Regions from separate parts of the Homo sapiens genome. Here region 1 is linked to region 2. The links are chromatin contacts, found by Hi-C or POLR2A ChIA-PET in ENCODE. All regions are on one chromosome and are shown on one strand. Each heading gives the region's core, a stretch centred on a gene start or an enhancer-like site at or near the end of the contact. The rest is flanking DNA. Distances are from core to core; before and after follow the strand shown.

Evidence for each region. A loop is a pair of places that touch in the nucleus more often than their neighbours do. ChIA-PET counts read pairs that join two places held with the same protein, here RNA polymerase II (POLR2A). Pooled maps may share reads with other maps.
Region 1: a map of CD14-positive monocyte shows a loop between it and region 2 (3-fold over the local background). The contact joins the enhancer-like site here to the promoter of TASOR in region 2. A Hi-C loop is called at or near these places in 3 of 168 maps with a recorded cell type or tissue (B cell, CD14-positive monocyte and natural killer cell), 11 of 37 single-sample maps with no recorded cell type and 12 of 50 pooled maps. POLR2A ChIA-PET finds 5 or more read pairs at or near these places in 19 of 52 experiments (B cell, CD4-positive, alpha-beta T cell, CD4-positive, alpha-beta memory T cell and 14 more).

What each region holds. Positions count from the first base shown.
Region 1 is chr3:56,757,521-56,762,047 of GRCh38, reverse strand. All of the region lies in intron 2 of ARHGEF3 (Rho guanine nucleotide exchange factor 3), which reads left to right. Among named protein-coding and RNA genes, the nearest start is that of ARHGEF3, 42 kb to the left of the region's middle. Within about 2 kb of position 3,272, at least 23 of the 41 ENCODE cell types and tissues checked have a DNase peak (open chromatin) inside an H3K27ac peak, as active enhancers do; they include B cell, CD14-positive monocyte, CD4-positive, alpha-beta T cell and 3 more, where a contact is called at or near this core.
Region 2 is chr3:56,681,478-56,686,458 of GRCh38, reverse strand. TASOR (transcription activation suppressor) reads left to right here and starts at 3,194. Exons shown (of 24, transcript NM_001365635.2): 1 at 3,194-3,783. The coding sequence starts at 3,453. RefSeq lists a silencer at 3,062-3,361 and enhancers at 3,502-3,671, 4,092-4,211, 3,419-4,363.

The DNA.
Region 1 (4,527 bases), core at 2,023-4,522, 76 kb before region 2:
GAAATATCCTACAATGCACAGGAGAGCCTCCCACAATAAAGAATCTCTAGTCCAAAATGTTGTGGTGGCCAGGTTGAGAAACTTTCTACAGGCCAAGAAGTAAACTACAGTTCATTTATTTGGGCACATGTACCCCGCTACACTATGAATCTTATCCTAGGGCAATTAGGGTAGGATATTGGTTAAATATTGGGGCAGGGAGGTTGGCCTGAAATAGACCAGACTTGGATTGTCATTCTGACAGTCACCTTACCACCGGGTTTTAAATAATAAAGCACCATTCATTAGCTGTGTGACCTTCAGCAAAGTGTCACCTTCTCTGAGCCTCAAGTTTCCTTGTCTGTAAAGGGGACAGAATCCTTACCTCTCAGATAAGCAGGGCTCTAAAGCTCCCCTCACAGTGCCCAGCACATAGCAAGCATAACATTTAATCATTAAGCAAAAGTTGTTGAGGTCTTACTATATCAGTTGCTGATGAATCCATCAGTGAATAGAGGAGGTAGATATGCCTGCCTTCAAGGAGTTTACCTTCTATTGGAAGGAAATAGACATGAAAGAAACAAACAAACCTATAAATACAGCACATGTTGAATATAAAAAAAAAAGAGAAGGGCAGAGGGTGTGTAGATGGACAGTGGCAGGGATGCTGATAGGGATGTGGCTGTTCTTCTCTCTAAAGAGGCATCCTCTTGGAGTTTTTTTCTTCTAGTAGTAGTTGCCTGTTCCTCCCTCAACTCTAGTTCTCTCATGTAGTTTTTCCCAGTGGTACTGATGATGGGTTCAGGGGTAGCTCATGGTATGTGGTCAGTGCTGTTATGAACACCTGCCCATCACCCATGTGCTGTCCCCAGACCATACCAGCTGCTGCCCCTTTTCCCCGGGGCCAGACGGCTGCTGACCACTCACTGGTTTGGTATTCTTTTATTATTATTCTTTTTTATAGAGACAGGGTCTTGCTACATTGCCCAGGCTGGTTTCAAACTCCTGGCCTCAGGTAATCCTCCCATCTCAGCCTGTCAAATTGCTAGACTTACAGGTGTCAGTAACCTCACCTGGACAAATGGTTGGCATTCTTTATTCCTCCCTTGGGATTCTTCTTTCAACATCCAGTCCCTTCTGAGTGGAGTAAGAAAAAATGTTTCTTTTAATCCAGCCTAATTAAAGGTGTAAATTTGAAATTTGATTGGTCAGATATCAGCCATTATTCCTAAAACTGAGCAAATGTATTCTCTCTCTTTCCTTAAGTAGATTTATATTCCTAGAAGGCAGGAGCTGGATCCCATCTCATTGAAACTTCCCCAAAATGCATGTCTTGCATGTAAACAGTAGATGCAGTCCCCAAAGTAGAAAGAGCTCAGGCTCTGTTGGAACCAGATCTGGTTTTGAATCTTAGCCTCCCTCAACCTCAGTTTCCTCCTCAGTAGAATGGGAATAAACCCCCAACTTGCAGGGTGGTTGTGAGAATCAGAGAGAATATATCAGAAGTGCTACGTGTAGGCAAAGCGCATAAAAGACCCTCTGTGATATCCCCCATAGTACCCTGAGCCCAGCAATCACTAGGGAAACGCAAAGCAAGAAATTCATAGTGGTAGAGCTCACCTAGTACAGCTTACTGCTCTCTTTTTTCCCATGCCGCAGCAGAAGACAATCTCCAACTCTCTGGGAAATTTTTAAATAAATTAATTAAAATATGCTCAATCTTACCTTCAAAACACAAAACTGAAATTAAGGTATAGTTGTTTAACCTATCAGATTGATAATAATACCTTGTTGATGAGAGTGTGAGCAAAGTGTACTATTATGTACCTATCTGAGGAATATAAAGTTGAATAGCCTATTTGGAGGTCAACTTAGTGGTACATCTCAAACATTAAAATGTTCATACTTCTTAGACCAAGGAATTCCACTTAAGGAATTCCTGCCTTTTAGAAGTATCAGCACAAATACACAAAGCATGTTCACTGAGGCACTTTTTGTAATAGCCAGACACTGGAAACAATTTTAATGTCCATCAGTTGTGGATTGATTAAATCAATAGGTCTGTCCAGACTATGGGAGGGATACTAATTCTGCAGCCATTAAAAAGAATACGTGAATTTGAGGTAATGGAAATGTTTTGGAACTAAATAGAGATGGTAGTTGTACAACCTTGTGAATATACTAAATAGCACTGAATTGTTCACTAAAAAATGGTTAATTGTAGGCTGGGCACAGTGGCTCATGCCTGTAATCCCAGCAGTTTGGGAGGCTGAGGCGGGAGGATCTCTTGAGACCAGAAGTTCAAGACCAACCTGGGCAACACAGCAAGACCCCATGTCTACTAAATCAAAAATACAAAAGTTAGCCAGGCACTTGCTTAGCGGTGGCACTCATCTATAATCTCAGCTACTCAAGAGATTGAGGTGGAAGCATCACTTGAGCCCATGAGTTTGAGGTTACAGTGAGATATGGTTGCACCACTGCACTCCAGTATGGGCAACAGAGCAAGACCCATCTCCAAAAAAACAACAACGAAAAAGTAATTGAGTTATGTAAATTTCACCTCAAGATACTGTCAAGTAGAAAGAGAAAACATTCTCGGCCAGGCGCGGAGGCTCACGCCTGTAATCCCAGCACTTCGGGAGGCCAAGGCAGGCGGATCACGAGGTCAGGAGATCGAGACCAACATGGTGAAACCCCATCTCTACTAAAAATACAAAAAAATTAGCTGGGCCTGGTGGCGGGCTCCTGTAGTCCCAGCTACTTGGGAGGCTGAGGCAGGAGAATGGTGTGAACCCAATAGGCAGAGCTTGCAGTGAGCCGAGATCGTGCCACTGCACTCCAGCCTGGGCGACAGAGCGAGACTCCATCTCAAAAAAAAAAAAAAAAAAAAATTCAGTTTTCTATGAATGTTAACAAATGCATGGAAAAAGTTTGGAAAGAGCTAGAACAAACTTAACAGTTGTTACTTCTAGGAGATAGACTTGGGGAAATGAGGGCATTTGTACTTAATTTTATATACTTTTGTAATGTATGAGAATTTAAAGTTAGCATACATTATTTTCAAACTGGTAGGGGGAGTTTAAAGTTAGCCAAGGACTGAAAATATAACAGGATAGGAGGTTGATTCTCTCAAGTGAAAGTGGAAACTTTCATTTTGAAGTTTTTGTGTGTGTTTCCTTTCTTTCTGCTCTTTAATTCTTAACTCAGCTGCCATCAGAACTGCAAACTGGGTTGAGCAAGTTACTTAATGACTCACTGCACTTGTTTTGACCTTTTAATGCTTGTGGCTAATTGATTCCGAGTGCTGGCGATCTGTGTGCATTTAGTTCCTGGTTACTGTTTACAAGGGACTGTTTTTAAGAGATCACAAGGATTTGTAAGATACCATTAGTGAACTGTGTATTTGGTGCAAGTACTTTCTTGACCTGCATAGGGCTGGTCCAGCCATCATGAGCTCATTAGTGAGCCCAGGAGCACCCCCACTACTTGTGCCAGCCTAAGGGGCTTGTGTTGCTACTTGCAGAGTGAGCGTCCTGCTTCCAGAAGGTTGTGGTAATACCCTGAAGCTCTTTGGAAGTTTCTTTTTACATTTTTCATTTATTCTTACATATATATCTATATATATTTTTTTAATTTAGAACTGAAATGAGGTCTTGCTACGTTGCCCAGAGTGGTCTCGAACTCCTCAGCTCAAGCCATCCGCCTGCCTTGGCTTCCCGAAGAACTGGGATTACAGACATGAGCCACCAAGCCCCGCCTCATTTTCTATTTTTTTTTTTTTCCTTTAGAGGGAGTCTTGCTCTGTCGCCCAGGCTGGAGTACAGTGGCGCAATCTCAGCTTACTACAATCTCCACTTCACGGGTTCAAGCAATTCTTCTGCCTCAGCTTCCCAAGTAGCTGGGATTACAGGCACCTACCATCACGTCCAGCTAATTTTTTTTGTATTTTTAATAAAGACAGGGTTTCACCATGTTGTTCAGGCTGGTCTTGAACTCCTGACCTCAGGTGATCCGCCCGCCTCAGCCTCCCAAAGTGCTGGGATTACAGGCGTGAGCCACCACGCCCGGCCATTTTAGACACTTTGGGAGGCCGAGGCGGGCGGATCACGAGGTCAGGAGATGGAGACCACCCTGGCTAACACAGTGAAACCCCGTCTTTTCTAAAAATACAAAAAATTAGCCGGGCGTGGTGGCAGGTGCCTGTAGTCCCAGCTACTTGGGAGGCTGAGGCAGGAGAATGGTGTGAACCCGGGAGGCGGAGCTTGCAGTGAGCTGAGACTGCGCCACTGCACACCAGCCTGGGCGACAGAGCAAGACTCCATCTCAAAACAAAAAAAAAAGGCTAAAAATATATAAAGGAGGACAGAAATCACTCATAATGTCAACATGAAACAACAATAGAATTTTGTGATGTTCCCTTTATATCTTTGCTCATGTGCATTTTTTGCATAACTATAAAATGTTCACATATAGATTTTTAATCCTGATTTTATTTTAGGCTACATAGAAGGGGTGTTTACATTTTAAATTATCTCTGAATTGTCT
Region 2 (4,981 bases), core at 1,945-4,444:
TGATTTCACTAATTTTTTTTCTTTTATTATGATTATTTTTGAGATGAAGTCTCTCTCTGTCGTCCAGGCTGGAGTGCAGTGGTGCAATCTTCACTCAATGCAACCTCTGCCTCCTGGGTTCAAGAGTTTCTCCTGCCTCAGCCTCCCAAGTAGCTGGGATTACAGGCACCCACCACCATGCCCAGCTAATTTTTTTTTTTTTTGAGACGGAGCTGTTGCCCAGGCTGGAGTGCAGTGGTATGATCTCAGCTCACTGCAAGCTCCGCTTCCCGGGTTCACGCTATTCTCCTGCCTCAGCCTCCTGAGTAGCTGGGACTACAAGCGCCCGCCACCACGCCCAGCTAATTTTTTGTATTTTTAGTAGAGACAGGGTTTCACCGTGTTAGCCAGAATGGTCTTGATCTCCTGACCTCGTGATCCAACTGCCTCGGCCTCCCAAAATGCTGGGATTACAGGTGTGAGCCACCACGCCTGGCCCATGCCCAGCTGATTTTTGTATTTTTAGTAGAGACAGGGTTTCACCATGTTGGCCAGGCTATTCTCGAACCCCTGACCTCAAGTCCACCTGCCTCGGCCTCCCAAAGTGCTAGGATTATTTATTTATTTTTTTTAAATAGAGACAGAGTCTCACCATATGGTGAAGGCTGGTCTTGAACTCCTAGGCTCAAGTGATCCTCCAGCCTTGGCTCCCAAAGTGCTGGATTATAGGTGTCAGCCACCACACCCAGCTACATTTCATTAAAGTTTTTTTTTTTTTTAATAAATGTTGATTTGGAATGGGAAGCAATTTTTATCTTCACAAAATTTAAGATTCAACCTCTGTGGAGGGCTAATGGTTCTGTCTAGCCTTAGTTTTAGGTACTCTTTACTAACAACCTGTGATTGCTTTATGCATAGCCTACGAGCTTACAAGTAGAGTTGCCTTTTCTTGAGTGGATAAGTGGTGGCATTAGCATGCAATTAGTTGTTTTTGTTTGTTTGTTTTTAATAGAGACAGGGTCTCACTTATTGCCCAGTCTGGGCTTGAACTCCTGGGCTCAAGTGATTCTCTTGCCTCCACCTCCCGAAGTAGGATTTTGACGTGAGCCACACCTGGCTACAATTCTTATTTTTGAATTTGATAAAAATGAGCTTTTAGGGATGCCTTCAATGAATCAACAAAAAAGAAAGTTACCAATTTGGGACTGCAATGTGAGTTTCTGATCTTCTGTACTCTCTTTTAAATCAAGTAAAGCCCTTCCCCCAACTAAAAAACTTTTTCTTAAAATAATGTATTTTTCCCTCAACCTAGACCTCAGTTTTTCATTTAAACATATTTTAAAATGTGTGTGTGTGTTTTGAGACAAAGTCTCAGCCCAGGGTGGAGTGCAATGGTGCCATCTCAGGTCAGTGCAACCTCTGCCTCCCGGGTTCAAGCAATTCTCAAGCCTCAGCCTCCTGAGTAGCTGGGATTACAGGCATGTGCTACCATGCCCGGCTAATTTTTGTATTTTTAGTAGAGATGGGGTTTCACCATGTTGGCCAGACTGGTCTCCAACCCCTGACCTCAGGTGATCTGCCCGCCTCGGCCTCCCAAAATGCTGGGATTATGGGCGTGAGCCACTGCGCCTGGCCTAAAATGTGTTTTTAAACTATTTACTAATAATGGATTTACACTCTCTTTCGTATGATTTACTAAATTGTTTCGAATAGGTTGGGCAATTCATGATTTTTTTTTAATATCAGCTGTTAAACAGTGGTAATGTTTATTAGAGGACAAAAGAATCCAACTTTCGTGTTGCCCTTAGGAATGCTCTTTAAGCCTGGGGCTTTATTATGATGATAATTTGGTCTGTAAACTCCTTGGGAGACAGTTTGAGACTAGAGATCTGGGTCTCAAACCTGATCCTGCTGCTTGGCGACCCTCAACAAAATGTCAGCCCTCTGTTGCTTCGTCCATAAAATGAATAAAAGTGCACAGCTGCTGTGAAAATTAGGTCTTAGAGAAGCAGTCAGTGCAGTGCTTAAGTACTTACTCGGAGAGTTAAATAGACCCGGTTTCAAATCTTCGGTTACCATAATTTGTCCAGTGTCTTGCAACGCTTCTTTCAAATTCTGCAAACTAGTATCTACCTCATGTCTGTTGCTGTGAGGATTAAATGGAGACAATGCACGTAAATCACTTGTCCAGTCCGTGTCTAGCACGTAGAAAGCACTCAGTAAATATTGGCTGTACTCACGATAACCCGTGATAGTTTATACTGATAAGGTAGAAACCACTATGTAAAGGGCTCTTAACTATGAAGTTGTTCCCTTTATGGGAGAGCGACGACCTGCTGTGTATTTTTTAATGTGACCGCAAGTTTATTTTTTCTTTAATATACATTTACTATAGGAAAACGTTGATGAACGTTCCAGTGGAAGAAACAGTGGAGTTAGAGGTTTATCAGTGGCCAGATTTTTAACAGAAGTAACCATAGAAAGGGAACAAATGGAGGCCAGGTGCGGTCTCCATGGCGTGTGGTGGGGGGGGGTGCGACTAAAGGAAAAAAATGGGAAAAGTTAACAGCCTCCTCCCCTCAAACTCCCCAGAACCAAATCCTGTTAACACTAGGTTGTTAAGTCCCATCAGAGGATCTCAGGTGAAAGTGCTTGCTGGAGCTGTGACACTGGGTCACACTCTCTGAGATAAAAGAGAAGGCCGGGTGCGAGTAATCTATCATAAAGATACAAGATCCGGTGAGAATAGCAGGTCGCAAAGGCTGTCGAGGCTTTTAGGCTATTACCGCCTAGCCCATTCTTTTATCTCCTCTCCAGGTTTTTGTACACATGCAAATAGTTCATAAAACCGAGATCGTCCCGCATCCACTGCTCTGAAGCCCGTTTGGGCCGAGATAACTCGTGCGCAGAGGAAGGGTTTTGCCCACAAATGGGCGACGCCTGCGCTCCGGAGAAGAGGCCAAGCTAGTCTCCCTCGCCTGCAGCGCGGCGGGGGAATCCCCGGGAACCCGAAGATCGCCAGGGGCCCACGCATTCCGCAGGCCACGGCTGCGGCGTCGAGGTCCTCGCGGGGCGTTGCGGTCGCCCCTTTTGGCGGGCTCGGGCGCCCCGAAACTCCGCCCCCCGGCGCGGTATTTCCGCACTCGCGCAGGCGGGTGCCGCGCTCCCATTGGTGGAGTGGCCCGCGGTGGCCCCGCCCCCTCCCGGCCCCGACGCGCGCACGTTGAGTGGCGGGGGAAGGCAGAAGAACTGCCCGAGGGAGGAGCGGCTCCGAGGACCGGGCAGCGCATTTGGGGTGCCCGCTACAGGGCCCCCCAAGAGGCTGCCAGGTCGGGAGCGCAGCCTGAGGCCACGGGGGGAAGGGGGTGGGTGGGCTGAGAGCAGCTCGGCGGCGAGACTGGCCCGCCGCCCCTTCCCCCCACACCCGTCGACCTTGTGGGCAGAAGCTTCCCAGAGCTCCTTAGGCCGGCGCGATGGCGACTGCTGTGGAGACGGAGGCCTGTCAGCCGACGGATGCGAGTTGGGAAAGTGGCGGCGGCGGAGACGACGAGATGAAGCAGGCGCTTCCGGAGCTTGAGTCCTCCCAACAAAATGGCGGCGGCGGCGGCCTCAACATCGCTGAGCCCAGCGGCGGCGCTGGGCGTGAGGAGAACGCGGGGGCCGAGGCCGCCCAGAGCCTCAGCCACGAGCAGCCTCAGGACTCCTCTGAGGCGGGCGCGGCCGCCCTGCCCAGAGGCCCCGAAGAGCCCGAAAGGCCTGTTAGGAGGAGTTTTCAGATCCCCAGGAAGAGCAGAGAAAAGAAAGGTGGTGCCTCCCCTTCTTCTCAACCCCCTCTCTCTCTCCCCTCCATCTTTTCATTAGAATCTTTCTATCTCCTCTTCCCACACCCATCCGAGATACGTAAACACGCATGCAGCGCCGGCCGCCTCTCCCCTCACCGCCACGGCCGCCCAGCTGCCGCGTTTGGTGCGAGAGAAAGCGGTGGAACCACGCTCCCCTGCTGCCCCTCCCCGCGGAAGTTGGAAGTAGCTCAGGTTTGAAGCTTGTCCGTAAGGCTGCAGCTCCCAGAGAGGAAAGATGGTGCTCGGCGCCCCTCCCTCCCAGCCCCTGAAAGCAGAGAAGCCGTTGTGTCCTCCTAAGGATGCTTCTGAGAAGTCTCGCTATGGAAATAGCCCGTGGCCATGGATTCTGGGGCTTTCTCCAAGGCCATTGCCAATGTTCTGAGGACCATGAGTGCTTCTCCCCGTGGAAATTCTTCAGTTCTGTGTGTCTACTTGAAATGTGCTTGATGTCAGCGTCCTCCCTTATTTAGAAATCTCTATTAGTAGATGTGATCCATGCACACTGCTGTTTTCCATCACACTTCATTTCCATGTAGATTTTTCCCCCTTGTTTTTGAAGCGTTAGATTAAATAGGTTTTTCTCTCTTTAAATTCGAACTTAGTATTGTTTTTCTTATATTTGAAAAGAATGGAAAGGTAGGTTCTTGGAGCAGTAATTTCCCAATGGAAAAAAACTAATGAGAAGTTACCTTATTCTCAAGAGTCACCAACTTGGTCTTCTAGATGGTAGAACTTCAGGTTAAAAAAAAGTCCAGTCTTAGTTTTTGGAACCCATATGGAAACAGTTACATTAATTACTTGTACTTTTAAAAAATCTTAATGCCATATTGTTAATATGGAGTCAGAATTCCTAATGGAGGTCAAAATTAGTATCGTTTTTTGTTATTGGGGTATTATTTTTTAACTATCCAGTAAATTTTGGATATTCTGAATTTAGACAACTTCCTTTTTGCCCTACTGTATGGTTAGGTTTTCATTATTTACTTTGGAAAAAAATAGGATTTGTTTTTTTCCCGTATCTTTTCCATCCATCTGGTACAGAGTCTTGGCTGTAGCATTATACTGACTTTCCATAAGCATCACCAGTTCCATTTGCACTACTGGAATTGTTTGAGCCTTTTATTGGAAAAATACAAATAAAGTTCATTTGTTTGGATGGC